Linked DNA regions of Homo sapiens: region 2 is linked to region 1. A link is a loop called in an ENCODE intact Hi-C map of the cell type or tissue named here. Cell type or tissue: IMR-90. All regions are shown on one strand.

The links. Peaks named below come from ENCODE experiments on the same cell type or tissue, not always from the same donor. Only the 100,000 strongest peaks of a DNase experiment are listed, where the experiment ranks them.
Region 2: it touches region 1 in a loop (3-fold over the local background); 3 of 110 quality-filtered maps call a loop at or near these places.

What each region holds. Positions count from the first base shown.
Region 1 is chr16:21,282,927-21,285,426 of GRCh38, forward strand. It overlaps a transcript of CRYM not described here. Among named protein-coding and RNA genes, the nearest start is that of CRYM, 5.9 kb to the left of the region's middle. In IMR-90, a CTCF peak has its summit at 1,127; no DNase peak of the experiment used is centred here; H3K4me3 peaks cover 607 bases; H3K27me3 peaks cover 1,764 bases.
Region 2 is chr16:22,693,809-22,696,308 of GRCh38, forward strand. No RefSeq gene overlaps it. Among named protein-coding and RNA genes, the nearest start is that of LINC02890, 82 kb to the left of the region's middle. In IMR-90, no CTCF peak of the experiment used is centred here; a DNase peak (open chromatin) is centred at 1,313.

The sequences.
Region 1 (2,500 bases):
ATTATTAAAATAATGAAATTATTATTATAATTATGACTTAACAGAAAGAAGATTAATAAACTTTTTAGTAATGCAGGGGTCAGTATTGAGAAAGCTGGTGTAAATCTCTTTTCCCCGCCCTTCCCTGAGACCTTGTCCTGGGACAAGCCTGGGGGCCATGTAAGCTCCTGTGCCTGAGCCTCTGGAAGTTCCCTGCTAACCCCTAACAGACCCTGCGGAGGAGGTGGTTACTTACATCCCCCTAGACTTCTGCCACTACCACAGTGAAGATGGCAGCAGGGTAGAGCTGTACCATAGTGAGGTACTCACCTATGGCACAAAATGTACGGGATTCACTCAGTAGTCATGATAAATATTAAACTAAAACATCTAAATGCAATATTTAAAATAAAAATCAATGCCAAAAAATCCACAGTGAACAGAGTACAAAAATTTTCAACAAAGACGGCTCAGGATTACTGACTTTTCCTTTTGCTGTAGATGCCAATACAGCTCCTCACGAAATTTTATCTTTACATTTTATTTTAAAATGTAAAAATATTGTATAAAAGTCTTTATTTTGACTATTGAGTTGGCTTCACCTTGAATGCTGCAGCCAAGGCGCGTGTCTCATTCCCCTTATCCCTAACCTCTGTCGTCCTAGAGTTGGGGGACTGAGCGGTGGGCCAGGACAAGCAACGGATGAAGTATCTCGGAAGCCGGAGAAGGGTGGTCTGGGGCTCTTGGGAGCATGCGCGGGGTGGGGCGGTGGGGGGACTGAGGTGGCGCTCCCGGCTCCTCCGCGCGCCCCCGGCACCTTCCGCGCGTCCCCGGCTCCCCACACTCCGTCCCCGGCTCCCCACACTCCCACCCCGGTCTGCCCCGGGCGCCCCCGGTTCCCCACCTCCTGGTGTGCCTCTGGCGGGTCCGCGCAGGATCAGGCTACAGACTCGCCCGCGGGCGGCTGCGCGGCGGGCCGTTGGGGAGGGTGTTGGGATGAGGAGCCCCAACCAGATGGACGCGCACCCCGCAGCGGCGGAGGCGGCGGCGAGGCTTGAGCAGTGAGTGCTCGGGAGCCCCGGCCAGCCCTTCCTCCTTCTGCCTGCGTCCTCTGCGCTGGCCGCTGCTCCAGACGCCAGGGGGCCCACCCGCTGCCCGTGGTCGGCGCGCGGAGCTCGAAAGCGCGCGCCTCTAACAAATGAAAACCCATAGGGACTTAGGGTTGAATTTTAACTTTTTTTTTTTTTTGGCTTATTGTTTAGTGCTAGATAGAAGGGTTTGAGCGGTGTAGTCAATTTTGGTGCTAGTCTGACTTGAGGCAACGTGACGTGACCTACGCGTCTCATCAGTAATGCAGAAATAACATTTTATCCACTTCATCGGGCTTTTCTTTTTCTTTTTCAGAAAATTGAGGTAAAATTCAAATAACATAAATTTCACCTTTTTTACCCTTCAAAGTGCACAGTTCCCTGACTTTTAGTATATTCACGATGTTGTGCGACCAACACTACCATCTAATCCCATTTTCATCACCCCCCAAATAAACCCTGTACTCATTCAGTTACATCCCATTCTCCTCTCCCCACTGCCTCTCCCAATTGCCAATCTACTTTTTTGTTTGTGGATTTGTAGGTTCTAGACATTTCTTTCTTTCTTTCTTTCTTTTTGTCTCCAGCTGCATCTACATTGCTGCAGAGGACATAATTCCATTCATTTTTATGGCTGTATAGTATTCCATAGTGTATATGTACCACGTTTTCTTTATCCAATCCACCATTGATAGGCACCTAGGTTGATTCTATGTCTTTGCTATTGTGAATGATGCTGCAATGAACATACAGACGCATGTATCTTTTAGTAGAATGATTTATTTTCCTTTGCGTATATACCTAGTAATGGGAATGCCGGGTCAAATGGTAGTTCTAAGTTATTTGAGAAATCCCCAAACTGCTTTCCACAGTTTCTGAACAAATTTACATTCCCACCAACAGTGTATAAGTGTTCTCTTTTCTCCACAGCCTCACCAGCATCTGTTTTTTGACTTTTTAATAATTGCCATTCTGACTGATGTGAGATGATATTCCATTGTGGTTTTTATTTGCATTTCCCTGATGACTGGTGATATTGAGCATTTTTTCATATATTTTTTGGTTACTCGTATGTCTTCTTTTGAGAAATGTTTGTTCCTTTTGCCCATGTTTTATTTGGGTTATTTGTTTTTGGCTTGTTGAATTGTTTCAGTTCCTTGTAGTTTTGTATATTAGACCCTTGTCAGATGCATAGTTGCAAAATAAACTTGGGGCTTATGATACTTCGCCTGATTATTTACATAAAACACAGTGGGCATAGTGAATGGCTTTTAAAAGTTGGCTTTGCTGGGACTTTTATACTAAATTTTGGATTAGACTTTTAAAAGTCTTGAGGCTAGGAAGCCAAACCAAGTATTTGCTTGGCTGTATCTGTAATACCTGTATGAATTGGGTTAATTTCTCTCTTCTTGAGTTCCCAAAATATACTGAGG
Region 2 (2,500 bases), 1.4 Mb after region 1:
AAGTTCCTCATTTCTAGATTTTTTCCTTCCTATAAATTAGCTTGATCTTTCCCTGGTATGACTCCTACAACTCTGCCCCGGCCTCCAAGTCTAAGTGAGCTCTCCCTATTGTGCTCAAATCCTGTCCTTTTCCCACACCAGATCATTTTAACCCTTGCCATTCTTCAAGCCAACAATTCTCCCAACAATTTATTTCTTCCGCTCCCACCACTCCAGTGCTCAGTCAGTGAGTGATTCTGGGAAGAGTGGTCTGGCTGGGTTGGATGGCCAGGTCTATTTCAAGTTCATCTCAGCTGTCTGGTCATTTTTTATTTAAAAAAAAAAAAAGCTTTGGGAAGTAGTCTATTTAAACACACGTAAGCAGCTGTTCCTCCCTTTCCACCTGCTTTCATCCCTTTCTCAGCAGATGGGATCATCATCTATTTTATTGAAATAACAATAATACCCCCAAGTTTTGTTTTGTTTCATTTTGTTTTTATGAGACGGACTCTTACTCTGTCTCCCAGGCTGAAGTGCAGTGGCACGATCTTGGCTCACTGCAACCTCTGCCTCCTGGGTTCAAACGATTCTCCTGGCTCAGCCTCCTGAGTAGCTGGGATTACAGATTTGCGCCACCATGCCTGGCTAATTTTTGTATTTTTAGTAGAGATGGGGTTTCACCATGTTGCCCAGGCTGGTCTTGAACTCCCGACCTTAAGTGATCCACCAGCCTTGGCCTCCCAAAGTGCTGGGATTACAGGCATGAGCCACTGTGCCCCGCAAATACCCCCAAGTTTACTGACCTCTTAACTATGTTAGATGCCAATCTAAGCCCCTTTAATGGATTATCTCCATTGTCACAATAACTCCTACGAAGATAGTACTGGGACTATCCTATTTTACATATAAGGAAAGTTAGGCTCAGAGATATGGAATGATTGACAAATGTCCAACAGTAGAGCTGAGATGTGAATCCATGTTAACCTGATCCCCAAATTGAAGCTCTTACCCACTTTTACTGAAAAGCCGTTTGGATTCTTTAGTCCACCTACTTTCTATCTCTGCTTAATGGGCTGCAAGATGCCCATTTCACTGAACTTGTTTCTCCTAAGGACCTGCAGGCTGCTTTGCTGAATGCTCCTCCTCCGCCTTGATCCTGCTTTGGCATTCCAAACTGCTGGGTTTGTGATCCTTTTTGGATCTCTTCACTAGTTTATGGGGCTCTGCATGCTCTTGGCTCTCCAACAACCACTAGAACTTCTTACTGACCGGCTGTTTTCATTCCATCCCTTAAATGTCAGCATGTTCTGAGGTTCTGTCTCAGCCTTCCTTGCAGGCTACACATTCTCCCTGGGTGACCTCATGTCCTCTCGTAGCTCCAGAATCGTTGCTTCTTAAATAATCTCTCTGTTAATTTTTTAGTCCCTGCTTTTATTTGAAGCTTCTGATCTGCCTTTCTAACCAGTGGGTGTTCTGGGAGTGCTTCAAAATCAGCTTGACTCAACTCAATGTCATCTTTCCCGAAATACTCTCTTCACCCGTGTTCCTTAGCCTAGTAGTAAAAACAGTCTACCCAGTCTGGACTTTAGTTAACAAATTCTGTTTATTTCTCCAAAGCAGTACCAGCGATTATTCCTCTGGAAAGACCTCTGTCTCAGCTCAATTTTCCTCTACCATTTGACTGGACTATTGCAATAATTTCCTAAGGGTCTCTCTGTCTTCAGAATCCTCACTGCTATCCATCTCCAAAGACATAGACCTATTTATGTTATTTGGCATCTTGAATTTTTCCTGCTATATATTTCATAAATACCAGATTTCTTGGACTAGCATTCCATGACCTTCTCATATTGCCCACACTGACTTTGCTAAGTTTATTTAATTATTAAAAGTACTATGTGGGGCTGGGCGCAGTGGCTCACTCCTATAATACCAGCACTTTGGGAGGCTGACGCTGGAGGATTACTGGAGCCAGGAGTTTGAGACCAGCCTGGGCAATATGGAGAAACCTTGTCTCTACGAAGAAAAATGCAAAAATTAGCTGGATGCGGTGGCACGCCTGTAGTCCCAGCTACTTAGGAGGCTGAGGTGGGAGGATCGCTTGAGCCCAGGATATGGAGGATGCAGTGAGCTGTGACTGCACCACTGCACTACAGCCTGGGCAACAGAGCGAGATCCTGTATCAAAGTCCCAGCTACTTAGGAGGCTGAGGTGGGAGGATCGCTTGAGCCCAGGATATGGAGGATGCAGTGAGCTGTGACTGCACCACTGCACTACAGCCTGGGCAACAGAGCGAGATCCTGTATCAAAAAAATAAATAAATAAAATAAAAAGTACTATGTGATAATTACTGATAGAAAAGCTCTTCATTTTTATAGGTTTATCTTACAACCATACAGCATCTGAAATTTCTACTTTAAGTGGTAGATATAATGGATCACAGTGATAGATTCTCCTGCATCAGCCTCCCAAGTAGCTGGAATTACAGGTGCCCACCATGATGCCCAGCTATGATGTTAAG